Linked DNA regions of Homo sapiens: region 2 is linked to region 1. A link is an interaction called in ENCODE POLR2A ChIA-PET data of the cell type or tissue named here. Cell type or tissue: Caco-2. All regions are shown on one strand. Links, peaks and the distances in the headings refer to the core of each region. The heading gives the core; the rest is flanking DNA.

Region 1 (16,112 bases), core at 4,059-12,058:
TGAGCTGTCACACCTGGCCAATTTTTTAATTTTTAAATTAAATTTAATTAATTAATTTTTTTGAGACAGGGTCTCACTTTGTCATCCAGGCTGGGGTACAGAGGTATGATCACAGCTCACTGCAGCCTCAACCTACCGGGCTCAAGTGATCCTCTGGCCTCAGCGCCCCCAAGTAGCTGGGACTACAGGCATGAGCCACCATGCTAAGCTAATTTTTGTATTTTTTTATAGAGATAGAGTCTCTCTATATTGCCCAGGCTGGTCTTGAACTCCTGGGCTCAAGCAATCCTCTTGCCTTGGCCTCCCAAAGTGCTGGGATTAAGGTCATGAGCCATCGTGCCCAGCCTTAAATAATTTATCTTTCTCCCTCCTCCCTCAGCCTAAGGTAATTATCAAATGAAATAATTCATCAGAAAGAGTTCTGTGACATGTAAAGCCCTGTAATAATGTGTTGGTAATACTATGGTGATAATGGATATTTTTCACAATGGGTATGCATGTGACATGCTGAGTTATGGAGGTATGGACTCAAGGGACAAGGAGTGAAATTGCCACATGTCTCAGGTTGGGGTGGGGGCTTGGGGTGGTAGCTGTGATCAGGGTGCTTGGGGTGGTGGTTGTGGTCAGGGCGAAGGTTGAGGGGAGGGATCTAGACAGCCTGGCCATATTGTTTTTGGAAAGAGCGCTATACAATGTTAATTTCTTCACTGATGAGTCAATGGATGAATGAAAGGATGTCTTCTTTAAACTGCTGCACGTTGGTGGGTAAGTGAATCTGTCCAAGGTAGATGGGAGACTGAAGAGTCAGGGAGGTCAATCTGGTGGGCAGGGGGGCCCATAAGTCAGGCAAGCCTAAGTCTGCTCCTTGAGCAGGTTGCTCAGCCTCTGTGTGGCTCATATCAGCTATCTCAGAGGGTTAAATAAAAAGACATACACAAAGAGGTCGGGCACGGTGGCTCATGCCTGTAATCCCAGCACTTTGGGAGGCCGAGGTGGGCGGATCACCTGAGGTCAGGAGTTCGAGACCAGCCTGGCCAACATGGTGAAACCCCATCTCTACTAAAAATATAAAAAATTAGCCGGGCGAGGTGGCACACGCCTGTAGTCCCAGCTACTCAGGAGGCTGAGGCAGGAGAATTGCTTGAACCCAGGAGGCGGAGGTTGCAGTGAGCCGAGATGGAGCCACTGCACTCCAGCCTGGGCGATGAGAGCAAAACTCTGTCAAAAAAAAAAAAAAAAAAGAAGAAGAAGACATACGCAAAGTGCCTGGCACAATTCTTTGCACAGAGTAGCTACTCAACAAGTGGCTATTACTGTTACCACTGAGGCAGAGTTTACACATCATCTCATCTCAAGCTGCCACAAGCAGACACGATTATCTTCTTGTGAAGAAATCTCAACTTCCCATTTATTTTCCTTTTTTCCCTCCTTTATTGAAACTTGGACTTTTAAGAATTTTGGTGCATGGATAATTTGAGGTCCATTTGACACAAGGAGAAAGTTCTGACAGTCGCTTTGAGTCTTGTTCTGTATGAAGCCACAGTGGTAGCAATGTGCTCCCCTGATAAAAAGCAAGAAACATGGTGCATTCCATTAAAGGAAAGAGGCATTAACTTTCCTCCCAGCCTGGTTACTCGGGACATTAATCAGCCCATAAAAATGGGATTAAGTCAAGTCTCAATTTAGCTCTGCAGTTTACCTTTAAAATGTAGCCGCGCTTTGTGTTTTAATATCGGGTGATCACATTTTAGATGTAATGAAAGAGCAAGGATATTTTCCCACAAATTTTCATGGGGATTCGTGACTGCAGATGGGACCCTCCCTGAAGACATAATGAACAATTATGCAATCTGGGGAATGGCTTTGGAGAAGCAGTTCCAGCTGGGGGTATATAAAGTGAGTTTGCTAAAAGCTGTGTAAATGAGGGGCTCCAAACCTGCCGTCATGTATTTCACCCTTTATGACCTAATGAATATGTTATATTATCATGAGCCTATCAGCTTGAAACTTTGCTTTTGCTCTGAGTCCCCCGAGGCAAACAGATGGATTTTTAAATCCTTCCTCTTAAAGTCTTACTGGATGGCAAAGCCTTTGCTTAAATGTGGAGCCTGAAATTATCCCGAGTTCTAAAGCATCCTTATTGGCTTTGAAGGAGCTGCTTTGACTCTATCCTAAAGGTTTGCTTTTTTTTTTCCCTTTTAAATTTTTCCTTCTCTAGGATATGATGCTAGAAGGGACCTCAGGGATGATTCCAGGCCAGAATGTTGACGGCTCCCAACCAAAGAGAAAAATTCAGATTATAGTGAGTTTTCTTAAGAAACTACATTTATTCATTTAAATGACTGATCTTTACTTTGAAGTTTTGTTTTTCTCCCTTGTTGGTATAAAATATCTTATTTTATTATCATTAATTAATTAATTAATTAATTTTTTTGAGACGGAGTCTTGTCTTATGACCCAGGCTGAAGTGCAGTGGCACCATCTCGGCTCACTGCAACCTCCGCCTCCTGGGTTCAAGCAGTTCTCCTGCCTCAACCTTCCGGGTAGCTGGGATTACAGGTGCCTACCACCATGCCTGGCTAATTTTTGTGTTTTTAGTAGAGATGGGGTTCACCAAGTTGGCCAAGCTGGTCTCGAACTCCTAACCTCAAGTGATCTGCCTGCCTCGGCCTTCCAAAGTGCTTATAGGTGTGAGCCACTGCCCCCAACCCATGTTTTTTTTATTGGACAATATGTCTAAAAGTATTTTTTAAAAGAAAGATAAAGCTAAAACGTTTTTGAAAAGAGCTTTGTTTTAAGCATTTTTGGTACAAAATCCAAGAGCCTGGGAAGCAGTGGTTTAGTGTAATCTCTTCATTTTACAGATGAAGAAGCTGAGGGCGAGGCCACTGTGCTTCCCCAAGGTTGCTGTATGAGTTGGGGTGGAAATGGGCCAGCTCCAGCCTTCTGCCTCCCAGCCTGGCTTCTTGTCCTCCACCAGCTGTCACTCGGAAAGTGAACAGAGAAGCCCTTGCCACTATAGTGGACAAGGGAAACTGTGGATACAGATTCCAGCAGTGAGAAAGGTCATTAGAGTTCTCCAAGGGCACAGCTTTGCAGCATGTCATGTCAAAAGCAGGGTGAGCCTCACATGCAGGCGAGGCTGCAGCTCTGAATTATACTCAAAGGTTCTGGAAATGTGCAGGCTTGCAAATGTTTCCTCTACTAGCCTGCAGTACCCATGATTACAACATTGCCACTCCTCTCCTTTGATTGGGCCTTTCTCTCTCTAATTTTCTTTTTTTTTCTCTCTTCCAAGGACATGTTTTCCCAGGACATGCACTCATAAATCTGTATCAGTCACTAACAATCTCGGGATGAACAAGTTCACTATTGTCGACTTTGGAAACTAGCTAGGAGCTGGAATTCTGATGGGGAAATAAACATCATTTTAGATCCAGGAAGTTCAGAATGAAAATGAAAAAGCAGATCTAGATGGAATGCTTCTAGAAGGCAAAGGAAGGTGCAGTGGACAGAGGTGGTGTCCAGGCCCTGGCACTGGTAAGAGATGCCTAGAGGCCAGGAGTTCACTGGATGGTGGGTGGATGGACAAAGTGAATGAACTTGGTCATGGTGTCTAGGGCCATTTATCTGGCAGGAAAGACTAAACTGAGAATGTGAAATCTCTGTGAGCAGGAGACTTTCAGAACACTTGACTCTGTCCCCAGAGGGAGTCCCAAGTTCATCAGCTTAGAGCAGGGGGCTTAGGCCCGGCTTTGCCAAGATTGTCAAATGCTCTTTTTATTGAAAGACATCCTTGAAGACAATTGCAACACACCCTGTGAGTAATTCCTTATGGCAGAAGTCAAGGCCAATCTATGCATGTATCTCTGATTCAAATGGCTGTTGTCATTTGGGAATAGAGACAGAAATGAAAGGGAAGGACAGCAACATCTTGTCACTAGGCTTGCTTTAATGCTTGATATGGCATTCAATGCCATTAATAAAGCTTCTGTACAAAAAACGAAGTACCCTCCAACCCCCGTTAAAAGAGCAGTTCTCAACTGGGCTTGGTTGAGAATCCCAGCACTTTGGGAGGCCAAGGTGGGCCCATTACTTGAGGTCAGGAGTTCGAGACCAGTCTGGCCAACATGGTAAAATCCTGTCTTTACTAAAAATACAAAAATTAGCTGGGCATGGTGGCACACACCTGTAATCCCAGCTACTCAGGAGGCTGAGGCAGGAGAATCGCTTGAACCCAGGAAGCGGAGGTTGCAGTGAGCTGAGATTGTGCCACTGCACTCCAGCCTGGGCGATGCGGCGAGACACCGTCTCAAAAAAAAAAAAAAAAAAAAGAATAGTTCTGCTGGAGCAGACCTTTCGGGGGTCTAAAATAAAGATTTTCAAAGGCTACCTACAGGTACTCGGTTTCAGTTTTGTTTTTTTTTTTTTTTTTTCCCACAGACAGGGTCTTGCTTTGTCACCAGGCTGGAATGCCATGGCGTGGTCATAGTTCAGCCTCCTGAGCAGCTAGGACTACAAGCATGCACCACCATGCCTGACTAACTTTTTGTGGAGATTGCATCTCACTATGTTGCCCAGGTTGGTCCTGAACTCCTGGACTCAAGTGATCCTCCCAACTCAGGCCTCACAAAGTTCTAGAATTACAGGTGTGAGCCACTGCACTAGGCCCCAGTTCTCTTTAAGTATCATAGGTCCACTAGGCAGACACTCCATGCTATAGATATTCTTCAGTAGATTCCAAACTTTCTTCTTACTACATGAGCATTTGAGCAAAATTAGAAACTACAGATAAATAAAAAGAATATAAAAACCACTGTAATGTCAACACCCAGAAAACTTAATACCCAGGGACAACCACTGATAACACCTTGGTACTTGTCCATTAGTATCTTTTTATAGACTTGGGGATATGTGGACAAATGTATCTTATAGAACCTAAATCCCTGCTATAATCTGAATGTTTGTGTCCCCCTAATTTTTTTTTAATTTAGATATGGGGTCTCACTCTGTCACCGAGGCTGTCATGGCAGCCTCAAACTCCTGGGCACAAGTGATTTGCCCACCTCAGCCTCCTAAGTAGCTGGGACTACAGGTGCACGCTACTATGCCTGGCTTTTTGTAGAGATGGGGTCTCACTCTGTTGACCAGGCTAGTTTTGAACTCCTGAGCTCAAGCAACCCTCCTGCCTACACATCCCAAAGAGCTGGGATTACAGGTATGAGCCCCTTCACTATTCATGTATTGAAATGGAATCCCCAGTGTGTAATCGTATTGAGAGATGGGGCTTTTGGGGAAGTGATTAGGTCACATGGGCTCCACCCTCATGCATGGGATTAGTGCCCTTATAAAAGAAGCTTAAGAGAGGTGTTGGCCCCTTTCCTCTTCTGCCCTGTGAGGACACGTAGAAGGCACCATCTATGAGGAATGGGCCCTCAAGAGACACCGAATCTGATGGTGCCTTGATTTTGGACTTCTCAGCCTCCAGAACTGTGAACAGTCAATTTCTGTTGTGTACTAATTACCCAGTCTAAGGCACTTTGTTATAGCAACTTGAATGGACTGAGACAATCCCTGGTCTTTTTTCTTTTTTTTGAGATAGGGTCTCACTCTGTCACCCAGGCTACCGTACAGGGCATGAGCATACCTCACTGCAGCCTTGATCTCCTCGGCTCAAGCAATCCTCCCATCTCAGCCTTTCCAGTAGCTGGGACTACAGGTAAGCACCACCACCACACCCAGCTAATTGTTTTATTTTTTGGTAAAAAAAAGGGGTTTCACCATGTTGCCCGTGCTGGTCTTGAACTCCTGGACTCAAGCAATCCTCCTGTCTCAACCTCCTAAAGTGCTGGGATTACAGGCATGAGCCACTATGCTCAGCCCAACAATCCCTGATCTTAACGGATTTTGTTTGCCGACAGTGCAGCCCCTGCAGAATACCATATTGCTGCTCACCTCTGCAGCCACTGCCAGACAGCCTGTACTGGAAGGGTAAGGCCTTTGGTGGTGGAGGATCTAAGCTGGAGTCCCTGTTCCTCCAGTCCCCAGCTCTGTGATCTTGGGGGTTGGTCCCCATCATCAGAGCTACCATTTGTTAAGAACCCATTATGGCCAGGCGCGGTGGCTTACGCATGTAATCCCAGCACTTTGGGAGGCCGAAGTTGGCAGATCATGAGGCCAGGAGTTCGAGACTAGCCTGACCAATGTGGTGAAACCCCGTCTCTACTAAAAATACAAAAGTTAGCCTGACATGGTAAAGAAAGGCTCCCGAGTGAACAGAATTGATGCTGCTTTGCAAGCATGAATTACAATCTTTGACATGATTCAGCAGGACTCAGGCTGCTGAGCTCAGTCACGAGTACTCCTTCCCTTCCTGCTCCTTCCCTCCTTCACCCTTTTCCCTGTGCTGTCCAGCACATCTTTATTCTGGGTTGTGCTGGACACAGGGCAGGCATGCTGATCCCCATCAGAGAGGATTTTCAGAGACCCCACGAAACAGGGAGACGTCCAGGGCAGCAAGTATCCCATGGGGGAAAAGTGCCACTTAGATTTCGTGTTGGCTGAGCAGGCCACTAGATGAAAGGGAAAGGCATCCGATCATTGAGTTCAGACAAGCCCAGGCTGGCTTTTCAGGACAAACTCTAATCTCATTTGATGTGTTCGATTTTTTTTTTTTTTTTTTTTTTGAGACAGGTTCTCGCTCTGTTGCCCAGCTAGAGTGCAGTGGTGCCATCACAGCTCACTGCAGCCTTGACCTCCTGGGCTCAGATGATTCTCTTGTTCAGCCTCCCAAGCAGCTGGGTCTATAGGTGTGCACCATCATGCCTAGTTTTCTTTGTATTTTTTGTAGAGATGGGGTTTTGCCATATTGCCCAGGCTATGTCTTCGATTTTTAATGCAAGATTCTGATGTACCTGGGAAAAGCTCTCTAAAACCCAGTGTCGGTTCTGGAGAGGTAGAGGCAAAAGATAGAAGAGTTGCTACTGTTCAGGCTACATAGTGCATTTCCTTTAAGATACGACCTCTTATTCAGACAGCTAGACCAGTCGTCTATATTAGTGTATTCTAGATAGAGAGCTATTTTTTGTTTTAAAGGAATGCTACTTAGAAAGGTCATCAAAAGGTCATCAAACCTCTTGTTTATTTACTGGTTTTGAAGATCAAGTTTCCTGTTAATAGATGTTGGACTCCAGTAGAGGGCAAGACTCTCAGTCTGGTTCCCAACAAGAGGATTGAAATTGGCAAAACAGGTTGAAAGGAAAGGGTAGTTTCTCCTTTAAGTGGAACGAAGCATACGTGAGCAGAATTTAATTGCTTACAGTTCCCAAGGTCTTTTCCCCCCTTTTTTATAGAGCTGAAATCCCTCAGAAATGGTCCAAGATCCAAATAATGTTCTTATCTGTGGTTTTCTTTGGAGATCGTTCAGCAGTAGACACAGATATCCAGACACGTACCCAGCTCTGTTGTAGGGAGCTCTATATATGGAGGGGGCAGGTGTTGCCAAATGGTAAAACACTGCTCGCTTGCCTCCCCTGTCAGTCTCAAAATGGAAAACTTATTTTATTCACAAATGTGACTTTAAAAATGCCAAGTTCCAAGATGCCAATATAAATTTGATATATTTTGAACAAAGCACACCCAAATTACTCTTTGATCACACTTTATCTTTTCAATGAAGATGGGAACTCCAGCATGGAGTGCCAGAAAATGGACTACAAGACATCGTCTATACTCAGCAGCCAAGATAGTGTTTCATGAAGCCCACTTACCTGAACGGGGTGCATCTAATTGAAGCATTTAGCCTTCGGTATGGGTTTGTACTTAACAGCATCCAAATGGTTGTTCTTTCTAGTTTTATTAAAGGAGCCGGATCCTTCTCATAAGTTTTCCATTAATGGGATTATAAGTTGATATAATTTTAAGTCTAAGAATGCAGAACTGGTATGTGGTAAACATAAACATGTGTTTGGTGTTAGATGTAAACTAGTGTAGCCAAAGTGGGCAAGTGCTGTAAACTTCAAACATAAAACAGATGTAAGGTAATTAGAGGCATGAAAGTGATGACAACGGCAGCGAACTGTAGCAATAAATGGATTGTTAGTTTAGGCAGGCATCACTGTGGCCCTGGTGGATTTATCACGTTTCTAGCTGCTGTGTGAACTTGATGTTACCCTTCTTTTTGAGAACACAAGTGTTGCTTTTTTAAAATTCAAAGGCAGGAAGTACAATTCAGAAGGATGCAAATGATAGGCTTCATTTTCTAAGTATGTCTGAAAAAGTTGATTGGCATTGCCTATTTTAAAATGCATTAACTAGTTGGCGGGCAATTTAAAAATTTTATTTCAACTCATTCTCTAATCTTAGGAGCAAACACTTAGACCACTTCTGGAGAAGTTCAACTGGCTTGTAGACAAAGGGCACAGCCTAGGCTTCCTCCCAGTAATTTCCTTAAAAAAATTTTGTTTTTGAGACAGGATCCCATACTGTCACTCAGGCTGGAGTGTAGTTGTGCAATCCCAGTTCACGGCAGCCTTGACCTCCTGAGCTCAATGTAGTCCTCCCACATCAGCCTCCCAAGTAGCTGGGACTATAGATGCATGCCACCATGCTCAACTAACTTTTTGTATTTTTAATAGAGATGTGGTTTCACTGTGTTGCCCAAGCTGGTCTTGAACTCCTGAGCTCAAGCAATCTGCCCACCTTGGCCTCCCAAAGTGGTGCCATTACTCTGTGTGCAGGTGACAGGGGTATATTTTAAGGAATATTTTTAGCCTTGGAGCAAGTTTTATAGTTGAGTACGACCAATGTGGAAAAAACTCTTTCTGTGCTTTTCTGATACCCAACAAGTAAAAAGCTAGAAGTCTTGGATCTGGTGGGGGATGAGACCTATGGTATTTTCCTCCTAATGTACCAAGTGAGAAGAACAACACTTTTGGCTGAGCTCTTTGTCACTGGAAATCACTATTGTCTTCTGTGGCAAGTTACTTTTAAGTTAGTCGGACCCAGATCAACCCAACTCTGATGCCATTACTGAGTATTAAATTCAAGTTTTAAAAATCATACACCAGCACAATGGATAAAGATCTTAATTCATTTTTGCATCAATTGATATAAAAATGTGCCCTTTGTCCATGTGTCAAGCTTTGAAGGCATTGAAGGAAGATGGCTGTTTAATGATGAAGATGAAGAAGAGCCTGAAAATGCTAAAGAGGAAGAATGATAACAGCTTGTTATTGGCAGGACAAAGGGGCCCAAACAAAGGAAGGCATTGCTATGGTTTGAATGTGTGCCCCAAAGTTCTTGTGCTGGGAACTTGATCCTCAGTGTCGTGGTGCTGACAGGTGAAGCCTAATGAGGGGTGTTTGGTTTATGTGGGTACTGCCCTCATGGACAAATTAATGCTCCTATTGTGGGAGGTGGTTCCTTATAAAAGGGTGAGTTTGTCCCTCACCACCTCTTCTTGGCCTTCTGCCTTCCTCCATGGGGTGACACAGCAAGAATGCCCTCACCAAATGCCAGAGGCTTGACCTTGGACTTCCCAGCCTCCAGAACTGTGAAAACATAAATTTCTGTTCATGATAAATTACCCAGTTTTAGGTATTCTGTTGTAGGATCACCAAATGGACTAACACAGGCATGCAGTTCAAACCACTTTTTATTTTAAAGTGCAGCCCCTTCTGGGAAAATGAAAGCATTGTGTGGTGGTTTTTTTTTTTTTTTCCTTTTGTCTTGTTTTATAGAGATGGGGTCTTGCTATGTTGGCCGGGCTTAACTCAAACTTCTAGCCTCAAGCAATCCTCCCACCTTGGTCTCTCAAAGTGCTGGGATTACAGGTGTGAGCCACTGAGCCCACCCTGAGAGCACTGTTAATGAAGTGGCCCTCTCTTCTTTTATGACACCTAGATTGAAAGGGGACATAACTGTTACATCCAGCCAGAACCTTCAACTCTCAACCTGCAGCCATAATATCATTAAGCCTCATAAAATTATGAATGCTCACCACTCCTTCCACCATTGCCAGTTTCCAATTTTAAAACAAGTAAAATACTCCTTTCAGGAGCAATATTTCCTCCACTTTTCAGGGGTTGGTGTCTATCTTAGACAGAAGGGAGCTGGACTTGGGGTTAAATGACCTGCAAGTACTAATTTTTAGGAAAGTGAAATGCTCCGAGCCTCAGCTTCTATCTTGGTAAAATGGGGATAATAATATTTGTCCTTCCTACCCTCAAGTTGCTGAATGAAATGATGAACATGAACATGCTTTGTTAGTATTATTCTTGCTGTGTGTTCATGTTGTTATCTGTGTGGAAGGCTCTTCTTTCCTGCTCTACCCAGCCAACTGCTATAGTGCCTTCGAGACCCTGTTAATATGTCACTTCTTCTGCTGTTTCTTGACTTCTCTCCAGGGCTTTCAGGACATTCCGTTTCTATGTTTCTAGCTGTTATTGCACCTACCACATTGTGTTGTCATTGTCTATTTACATGTTCACCTCTCCAATTGGACTCTGAGTTCTTTGAGCTCACAGCCAGTGTCTTATTCACTTTTTTCCCTATTTTTCTTTCTTTCCTTCCTTCCTTCCTTCCTTCCTTCCTTCCTTCCTTCCTTCCTTCCTTCCTTCCTTCCTTCCTTCCCTCCTTCCTTCCTCCCTCCCTCCCTTCCTCCCTCCCTCCCTCTCTTCTTTCTTTCTTTTCTTTTTTTGTCAAGGTCACTGTTGCCTAAGCTGATGTGCTGTGGTGCCATCATAGCTCATTGCAGCCTCCGACTCCTAGGGTCAATGGCTCCTCCCACCTCAGCTTCCTGAGTAGCTAGGACTACAGGCACACATTACTGTGCCTAGCTAATTTTTTCCCTTTTGTTTTTTTGACACAGGGGTTTGTTCTGTTGCCCAGCTGGAGTGCAGTGGTGTGATCACAGTTCACCATAACCTCGACCTCCAGGGCTCAATCGATCCTCCCACTTCAGTCTCCCGAGTAGCTGGGACCACAGGTGTGAGCCACCATGGATGGCCTATTTTATTTTATTTTATTTTAATTTAATTTTATTTTATGATGGAGTCTTGCTCTGTCACCCAGGCTGGAGTGCAGTGGTGTGATCTCATCTCACTGCAACCTCTGCCTCTGGGGTTGAAGTGATTCTCATGCCTCAGCCTCCCGAGTAGCTGGGATTACAGGTGCACACCACCACGACTGGCTAACTTTTGTATTTTTTAGTAGAGATGGGGTTTCACCATGTTGGCCAGGCTGGTCTTGAACTCCTGACCTCCAGGGATCCATCCAACTTGGCCTCCCAAAGTGTTGGGATTACAGGTGTGAGCCACCACACCTGGCTGCCAGTCCATTTCTTAAACGTCTTTGTAACACCTTCAATGTAGAAGACATGATAATCAGTACTTATATATTGAATAAATAGGTCCTTACCTTTATCATAATAATTTTCCTCCATTTTTAACCACTATAATAGTCCAGGGCAACATCAAATACGTATTGCTCCCCTTTCTGCATTTATGTTCATATACATCAATTGATTAATAAAATTTCACTTATAAAGTATGGCTGTGGATACCACTTTTGGCAACTATTTGTAGTTGAGAAGTCATGGGACCATTATGGCTCCTGCCCCATGTTAGTCTAAGAAATTATTGACTTGGCACGGTGACTCGCACCTGTAATCCCAGCACTTTGGGAGGCTGAAGAGGGCAGATCACTTGAGCCTAAAAGTTTGGGACCAGCCTGGGAAAGATGGTGAGACCCCATCTCTACAGAAAGCTGAAAAATTAGCTAAGTGTGGTGGTGCATACCTGTGGCCCCAGCTACTTGGGAGGCTGAGGTGGGAGAATTGCTTGAACCGAGGAGACTAAAGCTGCAGTGAGCTGTGTTCATGCCACTGTGCTCCAGTCTGGGTGACAGAGTGAGACCCTATTTCAAAAAAAGAAAGAAATTTCATCATTTAATTCAAACGTTGAAGTTTGTTGTTGTTGTTGTTGTTTTTGAGAGCGTCTGCTATTGGTGCCATGTGGCAAAGATATTGTGAAGTTATCTTTAATTTCTGGCTATGTTAAACTTTTTTTGAATGAAAAGAACATGGTGAATAATGCCTTGTATTGGCACTCAATATGTATTTGTTAATTCATTTTGAACTTAATTAATGCATACTATCTATTGCACTCTTTCTGATGTTAAAGGGCAAACCGTGGGGGGATACAAAGCTGAATAGATATAGTGTGGTTATAGAGGAGCTTAAAGTACAATTTTGGAGATAAGACAACACACTTAAAACATAACTTTCAATAAAACTCTATGTCAATCAAGCACTCTAGCTATAAATTGTGAGATGCGGTAAATCTCTTTGAGGGAAAATAATAATCCTTAGGTTCTAACAACAGGTCGTTTGTATGAAATTATTTAAAGATGTAAAATATTATACATATATTTATATGCACAAGATAAGACAGAGGAAGACGTAGGGAGGGAGAGAAAGAGAGGAATGTTTTGATTAAATAACAGACTGCTGAGTCACGTTTCCTGAGTTTAAATCCCACTTCTGTTACTGGCTGTGTGACCTTGGGCACAGTTTTTTGATCTCTTTAATTCTCAGTTTTTGGTGAAATGTGAACAAGAATAGTCTTCTTCATGGTATTATTGTAAATATGAAATAAGATGTATGTAAAGTACTGGACACACAACTCATATGCACGGAATTTTAAGGTTTTTTTTTTTTTTTTTTTGAGACAGGGTCTTCCTCTGTTGTCCAGGCTGGAGTGCAGTGGTGCAATCATAGCTCCCTGCAGCCTCGAACTCCTGGGCTCAAGTCATCCTCCTGCCTCAGCCTCCTGAGTACCTGGAACTACAAGTGTGCATCACCATGCCTGGCTAATTTAAAAATTTTTAAGAGACAGGGTCTCCTTTGGGAGGGCGAGGCGGGTGGATCATTTGAGGTCAGGAGTTCGAGACCAGCCTGACCAATATGGTGAAACCCAGTCTATACTAAAAATACAAAAAATTAGCAGGGCATGGTGGCAGGCGCTTGTAGTCCCAGCTACTGGGGAGACTGAGACAAGAGAATTGCTTGAACTCGGGAGGTGGAGGTGGCAGTGAGCCGAGATCGTGCCACTGCACTTCAGCCTGGGCAACAGAGCGAGACTCCATCTCAAAAAAAAATTGAAAAATAAAATAAAGAAATAAAAAAAGAGAGTCCCACTATGTTGCTCAGGCTTGAATTTTACGTATTAATATCTAATATTTGCTAAGCACCTGCTGTGTCAGGCAGTGTTCAAAGTTTTATTATCATTATTATTAATTTTATTTCATTTTATTGTTTTATTGAGACAAGGTCTTGCTCTGTTGCCCAGGCTGGAGTGCAGTGGTGTGATCACCGCCCACTGTAGCTTCAATCTTCTGGGCTCAAGTGATCTCCTACCTCAGCCTACCAAGTGGCTGGGACTACGGGCATGCACCACCAGGCCTGGCTAATTTTTTAATTTTTTATAGGGATGAGGATTTTCCATGTTGCCCAGGTTTGTCTTGAACTCCTGGGCTCAAGTGATCTGCCCACCTTGGCCTCCCAAAGTGTTGGGATTACAGGTGTGAGCCACCGCACCCAGTCATTATTATTTATTATCTCATTAAATCCTCTCAGCAATCCTTGAGTCGGTGTTTGTTTCACAGATGAACTAACAAATGTGACTCTTTGCACAATGTTACCCATGTGAGTAGCTTTTGCTCAGTAAATTATTCAATCGTTCATTAATTGAATTGTGCAAATGTCATGAGTGACATATCTAATGTACTGAGCACAAAAATACTGGTATGTTAAACGGAGTGCAGCCCTACTGTTTGTTGTCATGTGTTTGTACATGCCTGGTGCCTTTCCCACTTCGGAAGTGGGGCAGAGAACCCAGGGGAACAGTCTGAGGTAGGCTCTGGATTTGGGGCAAAGGCTGCCATTGTCATCTAATGACAGTGTTCCACAGTTAGAGCTGCAGTTGCTGGAGAGCAGCTTCTCCCTTGTAATTAACCGTTTGGCTGCTGAGCCTAGGGTGGCTTTGAAAGACACCCAGGTGACAGTGGGGTGCCTGTGGTCCCAGACTGTGGAATTACACGGAGTCAAGAGCTAAATAGCCTCTCCCATCTACTCATTTTCTCTTAAATTACATGTGATTAGGAATATAATTACCACTCCTTACTCTTCCCCCTCAAAACACTATTTTCCTTTCTTCGCACAGCGCTTTGATAGGGAAAAAAACAAACCAAGGTTGTGCTCAGCGGTGGGCAAGGCTGAGGATGGGAGCGAGAAGCCAGGCGGTGACAGAGGGGATGGAGCCCACCCTCTGTGGCACTGGCGAGCTTGGAAGTTCAAAAACAAAAAAATCCAAGGGCAAGAGTGGTAATTAGAAAATGTATGCAAAACGCTTTGATTATTGAAATCGTACCTGCCTAGGGGTCCTGGGAGAGCCTGAAATGATATGTGTGCTCACGTTAGAATTACAAAGCTCAGCTGTTGATCTTCTTATTTTGGGAATGTCTATCCCTCTAATTACTTTACAGTCCAAATGATTTAAAAAAAAAAAAAAAAAAGAGCAGGGAGCAACAGACAAGCCCAAATTGCTGTGTTTAAAGGAGCAGGGCTGTCTGTTTGCGTGGGGCTGTCTCCCTGTAATGAGAACCACCGCTGAGAGCTGTTTAGACAAACGGGCTCAGCGCTCCGGAGCCGCGCGGGCCTCCAAATGCAAGGGTTTGTTCTGCTGGGGCAGCGTCTGTCGCGAAAGCAGCGGCGGGGAGGAAGCGCAGAGCTGTGTTTTGAATTAATGGGTTCAGCTTCATGTTGAGCACAAGTGGGAGGCTATTTTAGAGAAACCTTCCCAGGCCAGCCGTCACTGATGTGGCAAACTCAGCCTCTGGGCAGACCGGCTGGAAATAGAAACGTCTCCGCTTCACGATGGCGCACGCCCGGACGTCCCCTTCCGAGAGCGGGTCCCCTTTGTCCCCCGAGGCCCCGCCGCCCTGTGTCACGTCCCCACCTCGCTCTGGGTCCACTGATCTCTTGATGCACGCGTCCCATCAGCAGCAGCCGAAAGAGGGTGCTCGGGCGGGAGTGAAATCCCTGTGAAATGTGATCAAGAACACAAAATGCTGAGGCAGCTCCAGCTAACATCAGCGCTCAGTCTCCCCGCCCAGGTGGGATCCTCCAAGCGCCTCAACGCACCGCCCATCCCGGTGCCAGGTGTAAATGCGCCCCAGCAACACGTGGCTCTAGGAGCCGCAGGGATGGCATCCCCTTGCTGCAGAAGACTCAGCCACGTGAGGTCAATGTTCATTTCCGCAGAGGTGCCTCTCTCTGGGGGGGCCTATATGTGAATCCACCTAGGAGGAGCTCGCTGAAGAATTGGTATTATTAAAGATAGCTTAGCTCGAGCAGATTTTCTCACGTTTCTAAGCGACTCGGAGAGGACTTACACCAAAGGCATTTCGCTTTTGCATTGATTTCTTAATTAAAAAATATCTTTCTTTTTCCTTTGGCCCAGGCTGAAAGACCTTGGAATTTCTTGTGAAAGTCCTGGGGGAGGTGGGGGGTGGCGAGGGGGTTTTCAGAGCATTGAAATCACTTTTCTCAGATAACTGGAAAGAGACCCCCAACTTCTTGATGACTACATGGACAGATGGATTCCTTATTTGCAAAATCTTGAGTGTTTCTAACTTGTTCTGGAGAAGGAAGAGCAGATGAAGTCAATACAACCCAGGCACATAAGTTAATTTTCCAAGTTGATGAACTTGGCCACATTTCTACAACATTAAGTCTCCCCTTTGATGCTTGAAGAATTAATTCCCGCCCCCCCAGCCCACCGTGTAAAACATCTACACATATTATTTTTTACTGTTGTTGCTGTTAAGGGAAATTTTTTGACCTAGTAAATTTAAAATCCAAAGGAGTGATATGATATAGTGTATACATAAGATACAATGAATTCTCTGTGATGCAGTTGTATTAATCCATATTCTCAACTGTGATGAGGAAATACATGAATCCTTCCATTTTTTCCCCCATACAAAATCATGTTTGCTTGTTTGTTTGTTTGTTTGTTTTGAGAGGGAGTTTTGCTCTTGTTGCCCGGACT
Region 2 (14,889 bases), core at 3,551-11,550, 82 kb after region 1:
CTATTTTTAGAGCTAACAATTTAAATATGTAGAGAATTACATAGGCCATTATCTTTGTTTTTGTGGGAGCTGAGAGATCCTACATCTTTAAGGACTTGTGCTAGTTCTGTTGCATTAGAGAGAAAAATGCTCACAAAATGATCAATTAAAAAAAAAGTACAACTAAAAATGGAATCCTAAAGTGGCCTCAGCTGCCTGGTGGGAGCGGGTGAAGGGAAGCCTAGAAGCAGGTCTGGGGAAAGAGCCTGCAGTGCTCCATGGGGAAGGAGAGACAAGGTCGGGTCACTCTGCTCATCACCGGAGGCTGGCATGCTGCCTTTCTAACAGGACCATCCAGCTCTCAGCGCTCACCGTCACCAGACAGCGGCTGCCGAGCAGATGGAGCCCGCACCTGTGCATACTCTCTGTCAAAAAGACTTCCCAGAAGCTGTTGTGTCAATAACAAGGTCTCAAAAAATATATGCCCCACAAAACCACCCACACTAAAGATCATTCTTGAGTCTGATTTGAAAACTAGGGTCCAGCTCTGCAGAGCCATTCAAGTGGCCAGATGCCACCCTCATAGCCAGATCCATAGGTCCCCTCCATCATGCCAGGGAAAATGCTCCACTCACCACACTCAGCTTCTGCTTCCGGTTTCAGTGTACTCTCTGTATTGGAGGGGTTTTAAAGCTAGAGGGGCCTTCACCCACTTACTGTCATTCACAGATCTGAATATGGAGATCTAGAGGGGAAAGCGATGTGCCCTAAGTCAGAGTAGAGTCAACAAGAAAACAAGACAAGCAATGACCATGTCCCTAGTGTATAAGGGTCTCTGGAGAGCTTCTGGGGTTACAGAGATGAAGAAAACATAGTCCTATAGTTCAATCTAGCAAGGTAGACAGTCTCTTTGTAGGCGGGACCAGGCTTCCCTGCAGCAGAAGGAAACTTGAAATCAGGGTAATGAGCCCCACCAGGGACGGGCCATCACGCTGCCCTGAGAGGATCATGCGTGGACACGGGGCTTTGACTGGCTTTGACCCTCTAGCTATGCTGTAAGGCCAGGTGGGACCTGCAGTGGCCTGAGCTGGGGGCTGCCGTGAACTCTTTCCCCTCTTCCAAGGCACTGTGTTAAGTAATGTCACTTTATATTTGCACAGCAAAATCAGGGACACAGTTTTCTAGAATTTGCGGTGCCTTTCCTCCCCCAGCATAATGGATGGTTTGCCCTGGTTGGCGAGCCCTTGTTTGTGTTAGAGGTGGAACACTCTGCAGGGTTCTGAGTGGTCAGTTGTGACCCACATACCAGTAGAGAAAAGAGGAAGAGCTGTGGAGCCCTCAAGAGCCATGAAGGACCTGCTGCTCACCACGAAATGCCTCCTCAACTGCTGCTGGCCCACCTGTGGGCAGCAGTAAGTAGTGATGTACAGAATCCTGGGACCAGTGCCAGTGACCCTAGGGATACTATGGGTGAGCTGGGCGTGCACCGCTGTGATGGCCTCTCTGGTCAGGAGACGACACGCAGTGAGAAGGAGGGAAGGGCTGGCCCAAAGGGCTTCAGTCTAAGGTGAGGCCCACAGAAAGGCCTGCGCCAAGATGCAGCCAGCAGCCCACACCAGTGGTAGCTACCTGTTATCCATGCTGGGGCCAGTCCTTGATTGCTCCAAACACTCTGCTTGAAGGTTCTAATGGAAATGAGCAGGTCTTCCGATCAGGACCTAACCTAGGCGAGCTTCTGAAAAAAGCATGAAAAAGCAGCCTCCTGAACTTCCCCAAGTGACTGATGTGAAGCACATCCTGCACGCTTCACAGCATGGAGATCTTCCAGTGCACACCACGGACGATGTGAATGACAGCATGGACCATCAGCAACCCACAGAGCTGCCCGACCAAGAAGTTGTAAATCAGACGCCACACACACACAAAAAAGACAAGATGGCCTCAAGTCCCCAATATTCGAACTGGAGTAGGCGAGTGGCTTCCCTGGTGGCTCACGCTCTGCTGAGCACCCTTCATCTGCACCAGGAAAGACGACATGGAAAATGAGGACTTGGCAGTGGAGGGGAACAGGGAAGCAGAACAGGGTGGTCCCCCAGCATCGTGGCCGCAAGTCCCTCTGAAAGCATGGATGACAATGGTAATTTAGGTGCTTCCTTCGAATGTCCCGAGGGAAAGACTGGTAAAGCAGACATACGATTGTGAGAAGAAACCCAAAGGAGTACAGAACTCACAGCACAAGCCCAAGGTCTGCTCAGCGAGCAGGTCTCTCTGCAGGGTTCAAGGGCACAGCTGGAGAGGGACATCCCGAAGCTGCAGCCAGTGGTTTCCGATCTGCCTGAACTGCCCTGAAAACACATGAAGCAGCCTCAGGGGGAGTCCATGGAGAAGGATGTCTACTGCTTGCACCTCAGAGACTTCGTAAAGTGCAGGAAAATGGGAACTGCTCGTCATACCAGCAAGCTTTAAGAAAAGATGTGTCCCCAGACTTGGCCCAGGAATTGAAGGATGACACAGTTTTCAGAGGGAGATCCTCTTCTATGAGAAAACAGCCCAGGACGGCTGGATGACAGCCACGTCCACTGAGATAGCAAGACCTCTGGAAAGAAGATGACCATAATAGGCAGAAGCCAGCTGATTGCGAGGCCAAGTTCCACCCTTTCCTGAGCGGCCCTTTGGCTCCTGGGGATCCACCTGCAGCCCACAGGGGCCTGGAAGTGCCGGGGGACCATGGTCCTGAACACCCAGAGACTTGGCAGAACATCAGCTGATGCTGCTCCCTTTAAAACACTTTTGACTGCTCTCTGGTTTGGCTACTGTTCGTTAGTTGATGCTGAAACTGTTCTTACTGAAGTTTGATTGATAGCCTTAGACGGTAAGGTACAAATAAAGATGGTGTAATATAAAAAAAAATTTTTTTAAGTGAAAGGAACCTTGTGGTGCAGGAAACCTGAAAAACAAAACAAACAAAAAAACTGAATCTTTAGCGGGTTCACCAAGAAGTGAAAATCACATACAAACCTATCGCCCAGAGGCAACCATGATTGCCTTTTGTTTTTTACCAATTTAAAAATTTCTATTCTTATTAGATGTATACAGTTTTATATTGATGTGATTCTACCATATGGGTTGCTTAATAGCCTGCTTTTGGTCACTTTAATTAATGTTAATTTGTTATTATTAATGCTGTGAATATCTTTGCATTCAATGAGTATGTTATTTTCAGAGGCTGTACAGTATTCCATCTAGTTCAAAAAGTCCTATAATTTATTTAACCGATCCCCAATTTATGGACATTTGTTTCCAGTGAAATATAAACAACACTCCATTAAAAGTGTAGAGCACTTTTTAGTATATTCATTTGGTTATTTCTGTAGAATTTATTCCTAGAAGTGAAATTGCTGAATTACAGAGCATACATATCTAAATACGTATATATGTTTTATATCGATTACAAATATATGTATTACTATTTTAATGTAAATGATTTTATATGTATTTAAAATGCCAATGTGAATGTATTACTATTTTAATGCAAATGATTTTATATGTATTTAAAATGCCAATGTGATTGTTAGTTTTATGGGTCAACTTAACTGGGTTAAAGGATACCCAGACAGCTGGTAAAAGATTATTTCTGGGTGTGTCCGCAGGGCGTTTCAGGAAGAGATTAGCATTTGAATCAGGAGACTGAGTGAGGAAGATTTGCCTTCCCCAGTGTAGATGGCCATCATCCAACCACTTTAGGGCCCTGATACAACAAAAAGGCCGAGGAAGGGCAAATTTGCTCTCTCTTCTGCAGCTGGAACATCCATCTTTTTCCCCCATCTTCAGACATCAGAACTCTAGATTTTCTGGCCTTCAGACTCCAGACTTGCTCCAGCACCCTCTGAGCCCCATTCTCCTCTCATTCCCAGGCCTTCTGCTTCAAATTGAGGCTGACAACATTGACTCTCCTGGTTCTCAGACCTCTGGATATGAGACCTCTGGCGCAACTCACCCCTGGCTTGCACCAAACATTCTTAAAATGTTTATTGGGGTCAGGTGCAATGGCTCGCACCTGCAATCCCAGCGCTTTGGGAGGCCAAGGCAGGAGGACTGCTTGAGGCCAGGAGTTCAAGACCAGCCTGTACAACAAGGTGAGACCCCATCTCTACAAAAAAAAAAATATGTATATATATATTCAATATATATATTCATTTATTTTTGAAACAGAGTCTTGCTCTGTCACCCAGGCTGGAGTGCAATGGCACGATCTTGGCTCACTGCAACCTCCACCTCCCGGGTTGAAACAATTCTCCTGCCTCGGCCTCCCAAGCAGATGGATTACAGGTGCCCACCACTATGCCCGGTTAATTTTTGTATTTTTAGTAGAGACAGGGTTTCACCATGTTGGCCAGGCTGGTCTCGAACTCCTGACCTCAGGTGATCTGCTCGCTTCAGCCTCCCAGAGTGCTGGGATTACAGATGTGAGCCATCATGCCCGGCCTGCAAAATATTTAAAAAATTAGTCTGGCGTGGTGGCATGCACCTGTAGTCCTACCTACCTGGGAGGCTGAGGCCAGAAGATCGCTTGAGCCTGGGAGGTCAAGTTTGCCCTGAGTTATGATCTTGCTGCTGCACTCCAGCCTGGGCAACAGAGTGAGACTCTGTCTCAAAAAAAAAAAAAAAAAAAGAAACAGTTTTTTGGCTGTTGGCAATTTTTATGTGAGTTGCTTGTACCTGTCCTATAGGAATTTGATATTTACTCTCTCTCAGAAAGAAAACCCTGCAAGACAGTCCTCTAAGTCTGTTGCTTCTCCTGCATTTTCCTATTAGCAGCACTATCTGTGTAGTTGCCCAGGATAAAGACCTCAGTTTTGGTTTTCACTGCTCTCAACTTCTACTTCCACTCCAAAACTCAGCCTGGTTCATTTCATTTCTGAGATGTTTCTCAAGTAGGTTCTCTTTTCCATGTCCTCAACCCCTGCTCTAGTTCAGGCCCTTCTCTTGTTTTAATTAAGAGGTTCATGGGGATGAAGACCCGAGGCCAGAGTTTGAGTCTCCCCAAGTCCCATAAAGGTACTTATTATTTCCCTTGCTGGACTCTTATTCATCTTTGAATCTGTAGTGCCTGATGCATGATCAAGTACACATAATAGGTCCTTGATAAACAAAGGATGAAATTGTTTTTCTCATCTCCTCTCTCTCTTCAATGAATCCTCTATGTTGTTATAATTATCTAACACACAAATATGATTATGTGATTTTCCTTTTAAGAACTGCTGTGGCTGGGCTTGATGGCTCACATCTGTAATTCCAGTACTTTGGGAGGCCAGGGCGGGAGGATTGCTTGAGCCCAGGAGTTCAAGACCAGCCTGGGCAACAGCACGAGACCCTGACTCCAGCTTAAAAAAAAAAAAAAAAAAAAGAAGAATTGTTGCTAGTGTCTCACTGCCTACAGCAGGGTTTCTCAATTTCAGTACTACTATTTGGCCCAGGTAATTCCTTGGTGGGGGAGGCCGTCCTGTGCATTACAGGATGTTCAGCAGCATCCTTTGCTTCAACCCATGGATGTCAGTAGCACTTCCCTCCCTCCTCCCCTTGGTGAAGACAACCAAATATGTCTCTAGACTTTGACAAATGTTCCCTGGAAGGCAAAATTGCCGCTGGTTGAGAACCACTGACCTACGAGAAAAAGTCAAAACTTAGTTATCATGTCATTCACGACCTGGTCCTAGGCCACCTTTCCCGTCTCATTTCTTGCCTCTCCTGTACCTTCGTGAACGTGCCATGTACCTTAGCGCTGTGTCTTTTCATGTCCTGTGCTCTCGGCACTTCCTTGATTAGGTGGACCAACTGCTACAACCCATAGACAAACGGGTGTTGGCTCAGACACAACTGGTTTGTTTTTGCTCACCTAACAGCGCTCTTTGGTTGAACGCGCTAATGAAACGGACCCCTTCCTACTCTTTCAGCAGTTAAGCGGGCCCGAGACTCTACCAACTTCAAAAACTGTTTCCAAGATGGCCCTGGGGATCATCTCCATTTTACCTAATGAAAGGAGAAAGGACATTGAGAAGAGCATGAAGAAGAATGTTATGGCCAGGATTGAAAAAGCTACACATCCCTTGCCGTCTCATTCTAATTGGTTAGAACTCAGTCATATGACCACACTTAACGGCAAAAACGGATGGAAAACGGTTTAACTGCGTGCTTAGAAGGAGAGCAGAGGTTTTCCTAATCAGCTAGCACTCTCTTCCACAACCTACTTATTAGTTCAGCAAAATTATGGTTATTCTTTCAAGCCCAGCTTACATGTCACTCCTAGGATTATAAATTCGAATGTCCCCATGATATACTATTTTACGTTCTTTGCTTTTTCTAGTGCATATTACGGTATGATTAGTTATGGCATAAAAATCATTTTTTCCTCATCAATTTCTGGGACAGTTCCTGGTAGGTGGTGGGTATATATTTGTGAGAAAAAACAATGAGTAGTATTTAATTATATATTTAATATCATCTCATGAAAATGCCTCAAGGACACACTGAATTTTATTGTCGTTGTTGTTGCTCTTCTAGACTCTGGTCTACGCACCTGCACTAATACAAAAGTGAGCCAGAATTATTTGCAATTTCTGGCAGGACTCTAGCATCATCTGAGGCCTAGGAGAAAAAGGATGAAGTTCCTTTTAGAGACCTGCTTTCCCAGTCTCCCCAAGCCTCAGGCATCTGCCCTACAGGCTATCCACAGATTTGTTTTCCACCGGCTTTCCACACCCTCCACTTCCCCTCCCAGCACAGTTCCCTGTGGGCTCAGTGACTTAATCCTCCCACAGAAGATCTGCATTTAAAAGGGAGTGGGCTGGGCGCGGTGGCTCATGCCTGTAATCCCAACACTTTGGGAGGCTGAGGTGGGTGGATACTGAGGTCAGGAGTTCGAGACCAGCCTGGCCAATACGGCGAAACCCCATTTCTACTAAACATACAAAAATTAGCCGGGCGTGGTGACGGGTACTTATAGTCCCAGCTACTCGGGAGGCTGAGGCAGAAGAATCGCTTGAACCCGGGAGGCGGAGGTTGCATCGAGCCAAGATCGCGCCACTGCGCTCCAGCCTGGGTGACAGAGTGCGACTCCGTATCAAAAAAAAAAAAAAAAAAAAAAAAAAAAAAAGGTAGATGAGTGAGGAATCACTGGCTAGTTAGTTATATTGGGAAAGACCTAGGGGTCCTGATTTTAAAAAGGGCTAAAATGTTGCAGTTGTTTTTTCAAAAATCTACATTTGCAGGGTCTGATGTGGTGACTCATGCGTATAATCTGAACACTTTGTGGGGCTGACGTGGGCGGATGGCTTGAGTCCAGTGGGCGGATGGCTTGAGTCCAGGAGATGAAGTTTGCAGTGAGCTGTGATGGTGTCACTGCACTCCAGCCTGGGTGACAGAGTGAGACCTTGTCTCAAAATAAAAATAAATAAATAAATAAATAAATAAATAAAACCCTACATTTGCACTTTAGCATTTCCCTAGGAAACAAAAGTAATAATTAGATAGAAAAAAAGTCTGCCATGTAAAAATTCTGTAAAATTTGTAAAAAAAAAAATGGGGCTGGGTGCCATGGATTATAGCTGTAATCCCAGCACTTTTGGAGGCTGAGATCGGAGGATCAGTTGAAGCCAGGAGTTCAAGACCTGCCTGAGCAATATAGTGTGACCTTCATCACTACAATAAAAAGAAAAAAAAAAAAAAATCAGTCAGGCATGGTGGGATATGTCTGTAGTCCCAGCTACTCAGGAGGTTGAGTTGAGAGGATCACTTGCCCCCAAGAGTTAGAGACTGCAGTGAGCTATGATTCAGCCACTGCACTCCAGCCTAGGGGACAGAGTGAGACCCTGTCTCTGGAAAAAAAAAAAAAAAAAGGCAGAGGGGAGAGGGGAATTTTGTACCTTAGAAATGAATAATCTTTGGAACTCTGGCTATATCTATCACTGCCAAGGTAAACAGGGATAAGGCCAGGATGTGACTTTGATGCCTGGTGTTCTTATTAACCAAAATGGAGTAAGAATGAAAGTACTTTTGCAGCAAATGTTCAGGGGATTTGAGCACCCATTTAAGGCTGTAACCAAGCCAGAATTTCCTTTTTGAGGCTGGGCAGAATCTGGTCCAAAAACCATGAACAACAGGAATGTTTCTGGTAATTTTTCTCAAATCCACCAGAGGGTTCCCACTGAATTTTCTGACAAACTTAGCCTATACACTGCATCTACAAGACAAGGGAGCATTTATGTAAAGTGTTTCCCCCCGACCTTAGTTACTTTGACAATTCCAACCCTCACTTTCTCCTCTGCTCAGATTGACATCTGAGAAGCAAGACCACAACCGCATACCATTTTATAGATCAGCCTGATTAAAACCAGTTCTCCCTATAGGTCACATCATGTACAAGACACACGGTTTTTGTCAAGAGACCAGCTACCAGCAGAGAAGGTTTTGATGCTATTGCTAGTAAGAAATTAGTAACTAGATCCCTGGTCTCCTTTACGCCAACTTTATAATTATACTGTTTGAGTGGTAAACCAGATCTTTGCGCCAAGGGTAATTTAGAAATTCTAGATCTGTATTCTCTCCCCCCTCCTCCTTTAATGTTCATCCTTGCTGCCTCTCCATCTTCTTCCTTCAAACATATAATTTTCCTCCACTCCCTCCTCACCCTGGCTCCTTGTTTCTGTGACCCTCTGTCACAAAAGGACAAATGCTTCTTGTTCTCCCTCATCCTGGGACATCATGGGTAACAATCAAGTAAGTGTATGCAAAAATCTAATTCAGGAGTGTGTCCTGGCTCTGCAAGGGCATCACCCATGTGGGCTCACCGCTTGCCTCTGGGACTGAAGGTTAACATATGGCCTTATAGTGAGCTTGGGCTGCCCATGTGTCTGCATCCAGGATTTAGCCTCTCTTTTCTAAGACTAGCTCCACACGGGAGACTACTTTCTAGAACTCTTGAACTCTTCTTGATTCTGTAAACTTTTCGTACTCAGAGCTCTTTTGATATAGAAACATTTGTTGGCCCAGGTGCAGTGGCTCATGCCTGTAATCATAGGGAGGTGGGAGGGTCACTTGAGTCCAGCCTGGGCAATATAGCAAGACCCCATCTCTACAAAAACATTTAAAAATTAGCGGGTGTGGTGGTATGCATCTGTAGTCCCAGCTACTTGGGAGGTTTAAGTGGGAGAATTGCTTGAGCCCAGGTGGTTGAGGCTGCAGTGAGCCATGATTGCACAACTGCACTCCAGCCTGGGCAACAGAGAGAGATCCTGTCTCTTAAAAAAAAAAAAAAAAAAAGATTTGTTATATATTAAAACTGGCTGGGTATGGTGGCTCATGCCTGTAATCCCAGCACTTTGGGAGGCCAAGGCAGGCAGATCACCTGACGTCAGGAGTTCGAGACAAGCCTGGCCAACCTGGTGAAACCCCGTCTCTACTAAAAATACAAAAATTAGCCGGGCATGGTGGTGCGCACCTGTAATCCCAGCTACTAGGGAAGCTGAGGCACGAGAATCTCTTGGACTCTGGAGGCAGAGGTTGCAGTGAGCCGAGATCGCGCCACTGCACTCCAGCCTGGGCAACAGAGTGAGACTCTGTCTCAAAAAAAATATAGATTAAAAACTAAAACCAGGGCTTTCCCGGTAAAAATGTTCTGGTCTCACTTGAGTTTTGCATCATGTTCTTCCTTCCCTGTTTTCTTCCTTACCCGCACCCCTACTGGTACAATTGGTTTCCTCTCACCCCCTCTCCTTTTAACCTATCTTTTGAGATGGGTTTTTTTAAAAAAACAAACCTCTTAAGTATACCTTGAAATCCTAAATTTTCATTTTAGCTGAAAGTCATCCAAACCATATGCATTTCAGTTGAATACTCCTGCAATTGGCCTCACTCTGCCAAAGACTTTTTTTTTTTCTTTTTTTGTTAACTGACCAAGTTTCTTTAGAATAAGGCTGGAATCATATTCGATTCCTCCAAGATCTTTTGAGGGATCACCATCACCAAGTTCCAGATTGTTATTTCATGCAGTGCGCTGTGGTTGTTTCATTCTGCTAACTTGGGAGTATTTCTCCTGCAGAATTGCTCACTCTTCTTTCTTTGTGCTTTTTCCTTTTACTCTCCCTCCCCTTTGCTCTTCTCTCAGGTAGACTTTGCCTGGTTTGTCACTCGGTTTGTCTGGTTTGTCTCGTGTTTCCTTCTCTCTCATGAACACTAATCCTCTGCTGAGAAGTCAGGCGGGTGGGTGGCTGCCATACAGCCTCTGTGCTACAGAGGAATAGCCAACATTTCCCTCAGAGACAGCTGTTTTCCATTTCAGGAGTATCAACATTGTGGCTTTGTTGATTGTCTTTTCACCTCCAGGTTTGGCCTTGTTTGTAGCTGAAACATAACTATTTTCCCTAAGCCTTTCAGGGCCACTGCTCCAGCTCTGTCGGCTGCAAGCCCTGTGTGTGTGTGCATCCTGCCATGCAGACACCACCGGAGTCCCCATCAGTCACACACCCCTCCAACCCAGGGGAGAAATTAAGGCAATTGTGCTAAGGCCCACTGGTGAGGAAAATTGGCTGATCAAATTATTACTAAATGGCTTTTCCAATCTTCTCATTATTCTGTGAGAAAGGGGTGATTTCTGCAGCTTGTCAGAGCCTGGTCCCTTGTCCAGAGATAAAACCAAATCCACAAAAATCCTGTGAATGGAGAGGTTTGGTGGCTATACCTTGGAAACAAACCACAGGACCTAATTCAGCAGGGCTGCCCCTTGGTACAGAATGCAACCAATTTTTGCCTGTTTTAAGTGAAAGCATCCCAAGATGGGAAAGTATATTCTGAGAGTGGAATGCTTTGTAGTTACTGGTACTTAAGGGATGGTGGGCGTGTTAATAAATGATTGTGCTTCTCAAAAGTTATCCCTTTCTGCTCCCGGGTTACTTCTCCTGAGGGAGTCCAGTGATAAAGATCATTAATATGTTTCCTGTAACTGAATCAAAGGGAAGCTTTGCTATCTGCATTGTGTGTGCCAGATTACGGTGTCCACTTATTAACTCTTTGATAGTCATAATGACCACAGAGCTTTTATATATATACATATATATTTACATACATAGCCACAAAGACATATGTATATATTGCACATACATCACATATATATAAAGTCTTCGTGTATATTTCTATTTGTCTGTATTTTCTTCTTTAAGAGTCAGGATGTTGTTTTGTTGCTCAGGCTGGAGTGCAGTGGTGTGATCATAGCTCACTGTAGCCTACTGCTGGGCTCAAGCAATCCTTCCTCCTCAGCCTCCTGAGTAGCTGGGACTATAGGCATGTACCACCACAACTGGCTAATTGTATTTTACTTTTTGTAGAGATGGGATCTTGCTGTGTTGCCCAGGCTGATCTTGAATTCCTGTGCTCAGGTGACCCTCCTGCCTTGGCCTCTCCAAATGCTGGGTTTATAGGCGTGAGCCACCGCGCCTGGTCTGTCTGCGTATTTAACCTGGATCCGCAAATACCTGTGTGAATGTGGATATGTCACTTGATGTGTCTGTTTCTCAGTTTGCCCATCTGTAAAATGAAGGAGTTGGACAAGCTGGGGTGCTTGGTGATGAGGTGCTTCTGCCTCCTGTGAGACTACTGTGTTCCATTTCCCTCCTCCAGCACAGTTCCGGTCACATGATCGGCTCTCAGTGCAAAATGATGTACCAGTGCATGATAGGAACCACAGGATTGCTGAGATTATGTCCAGTGCTAAGACTCTGTGATTCTTTTGTTTTTAGACAATTTGGCCAGGAAGTGACCAGCAATGGAAAAAGGGAAATAATCAGCACATCTGCATGTGTGCCCATCTCAGAGACACAAACTGTGAATAACAACTCACTTGGCTTCATAACCAAGACCTACTCTGAGGAATTGCATCTCTTCCTTGGAGACCTTGATTGGCCTGCTAGGTTAAAGGCAAGGGACAGATTTAATCTAGATTGACTTTAGCAAGACTTTTGACTCAGTCTTGGGCAACATACTTATCAATAAACCTTGGTCGAGGCCCTTTTGCCTCTCACCCAGTTTGCTTATTTACCTCATTCTGACACATCTTGCATATGGCTGCCAACTTAAACCTCTTAAATGTCACTCTCTTTAAAAGTTAGGAGTGGCTCTCAGAGGCCTTTCTTCTGATGATTTCCAAGTCCCTCACCTTGGCATTCAGGCTTTATTGGGTTTTCTGCCACCTTTTCCTTCCAACTTCATTTCTAGGAGTCTCCCACAGACCTGTCTCTCAAATAAGAACAATCTTCTAGTTGCTTTTTCCCTCCCAGGGGTGCCCCCCACCACACCCTGTGCTTGTTCTTGCTCCAGGTAAACCCTGAATACTTTCTGATACAAAGCCAATGATTCCTCCCTGCATCCTGATCCATCCTTTAAAGCCCAGATCAAGACCTGTCTCCCTTGGCCAGGCACAGTGGCGCATGTCTATAATCTCAGCACTTTGGGAGGCCAAGGTGGGAGAATGGCTTAAGCCCAGGAGTTCAAGACCAGCCTGGGCAGCATAGCAAGATCTCATCTCCCAAAAAATAAAAAAAAAAAAAAAGAAAATTAGCTGGGCATGGTGGTATATGCCTGTAGTCCCAGCTACCTGGGAGGCTGACGAGGGAGGATCACTTGAGCCAAGGAGTTGGAGGTTGCAGTGAGCTATGATTGCCCCACTGCACTGCAGCCTGGGTGACAGACTGACTGAGAGAATGAGAACTTATTTCAACAACGTCAATAACAACAAAGAACCTGTCTCAGCCATTAAGGTTTCCTGATGAGCCTGTTTTGGAGGGATCTCTCCTTCCTCTGGTTTTCTGAGTCGCTGTAGACTATAGACACTATCTTGCCCTTGTTCCTACTAGGCATTTCACTAAATTCTTGGAGGAGTCTGAGAGAACTTGGGGGTGCTTGAGGAACCCAAAGGTGTGAAGTAAAAGCTGGAAACCAAGATTGCTGGGAAAGTTCAGAGAAAGTAGAGATTACTTCGTTTGTTGGAGATCACATGCAAGGTAATGATATAGGAGGTAGAAAGAAATTAGGCAGAGAGTGAGGGCAACAGAGTCCTTGGCAGAGCTTCCCTTTTAGCAAAAAAGCAGCCCAAGAAATTATTTTTTTTCTAACAAAGAGCACCCTGAAAAATCCAGCTGCAAAAATAGATACTGGAAACTTGCATGGGGGAATGCTGGCAGCTGTGCCAACAGAAAAGGGCTACCTCGGGACCAGGAATGTCCAACATGGAAGCTCCATCTTTTCTTTTTTTTTTTTGTTACCACGTGTACTGTTACTACGTGTACAGTAAAGCAATGGGCAACATGGCGCAGGCCAGGCATAATAAAAGATTAGGGTGGGGGTGGCCAGAAATTCGTACCCTATGCAAATGGCACACCGGGTCCAACCAGTCTTTCTTGCCCTGTGTAAATCAGACACTACCTCCTCACCAGCTCAGCTATAAAACCCCCTGCATTTCACTGTTGAACTGGCAAACCATTTCTCCAGGACCCCTCTCTGCATCAGAGAGCTATTCTCTTTCTTTTGCTTATTAAACTTCTGCTCTTAACCTCACTCTTTTGTGCGCCTGCGTCCTTGTTCTCCTTGGCTGTGAGACCACGAACCTCGGGTGATACTCCAGACAACGAAGCCATTTCAGTAATTTCATAAGAATCTAAGTGTATAATTAGGTATCAAGTCTACATTGTCACTGACAGTGCGTCAAGGAAAATAGAAATGGTTTACCAGGGGAGGCACTAAAACGTCCTTTACTTTGTCATATCTTTAAGGTTGATGAGGTTCTCATTTACTTGTGGTTTAGGAAAAGCACTGATCAAAGACAGAAATTTGAAAACATGCCCTACTTCAGTGGTCCAACTTAGGCCAAAGTCTTAATGCTTTTAAAGTAACGCTGACAGATATTTGATTTGATAAAATAAAAATTAAGTTAAAAATAAATTATAAACATACTGGTGATATTTCACTTGATAAGTTAAAAAATAAATTGTAAAGATACTGGGTATTTAGAAACCAATTTCATAATCCCGTGAAAATTTTCCTATATTTCTCTTAAGCTAGGGAATGACAACAATATTAAAATTTGCTGGGTTAATAGTTGTTGTTGTTTTTTTTTTTTTTTTTTTTTTTAAGACGGAGTCTCGCTCTGTAGCCCAGGCTGGAGTGCAGTGGTGCGATCTCCGCTCACTGCAAGCTCCACCTCCTGGGTTCATGCCATTCTCCTGCCTCAGCCTCCCGAGTAGCTGGGACTATAGGCACCCACCACCACGCCCAGCTAATTTTTTTGTATTTTTAGTAGAGACAGGGTTTCACTGTGTTCGCCAGGATGGTCTCGATCTTCTGACCTCGTGATCCGCCCACCTCAGCCTCCCAAAGTGCTGGGATTACAGGCTGGTTAATAGATCTTATATACAAATATCACCGGATGCGGCGGCTCACGCCTGTAATCAGCACTTTGGGAGGCTGAGGCAGGTGGATCACTTGAGGCCAGGAGTTCGAGACCAGCCTGGGCAACATGGTGAGACCCCATCTCTACCAAAAATAGAAAAAGTAGGCCAGCATGGTGGCCTGCACCTGTAATCCCAGTTATTCATCAGGCTGGGGCATGAGAATTGCTTGAGCCCAGGAGGCGGAGGTTGCAGGGAGCCGAGATCGCACCACTGCACTCCAGCCCAGGAGACAGAGTGAGACTCTGTCTCAAAAGAAAACAAAACAAACAAATATGTAGTTACTTACGGGATTAGTTATAAAAACAGACAATAGATGTGGAAGCACTCTGACAAAGTTAAGAAGACCCCAGAAAGAGAGATATTTTTATTCTTAGAAACCATCTTTTTTTTGGACTTGTTTTTGTTCTAATGTAAC

The links. Peaks named below come from ENCODE experiments on the same cell type or tissue, not always from the same donor. Only the 100,000 strongest peaks of a DNase experiment are listed, where the experiment ranks them.
Region 2: POLR2A ChIA-PET joins it to region 1 with 10 read pairs; 3 of 35 experiments call an interaction of 5 or more read pairs at or near these places.

The regions. Positions count from the first base shown.
Region 1 is chr10:28,707,437-28,723,548 of GRCh38, forward strand. It overlaps LOC107984170 (a long non-coding RNA gene), which reads left to right and starts at 5,682. Exons shown (of 3, transcript XR_001747283.2): 1 at 5,682-5,719; 2 at 7,679-7,807. LOC105376470 (a long non-coding RNA gene) reads left to right here and starts at 593. Exons shown (of 4, transcript XR_001747282.1): 1 at 593-765; 2 at 2,219-2,302; 3 at 2,865-3,119; 4 at 3,299-3,530. RefSeq lists an enhancer at 14,548-15,049. In Caco-2, for the core only: no CTCF peak of the experiment used is centred there; a DNase peak (open chromatin) is centred at 4,511.
Region 2 is chr10:28,790,019-28,804,907 of GRCh38, forward strand. All of the region lies in intron 2 of LINC01517 (long intergenic non-protein coding RNA 1517), which reads left to right. LINC00837 (long intergenic non-protein coding RNA 837) reads right to left here and starts at 6,032. Exons shown (of 2, transcript NR_038376.1): 1 at 5,876-6,032; 2 at 1-2,926. In Caco-2, for the core only: no CTCF peak of the experiment used is centred there; no DNase peak of the experiment used is centred there.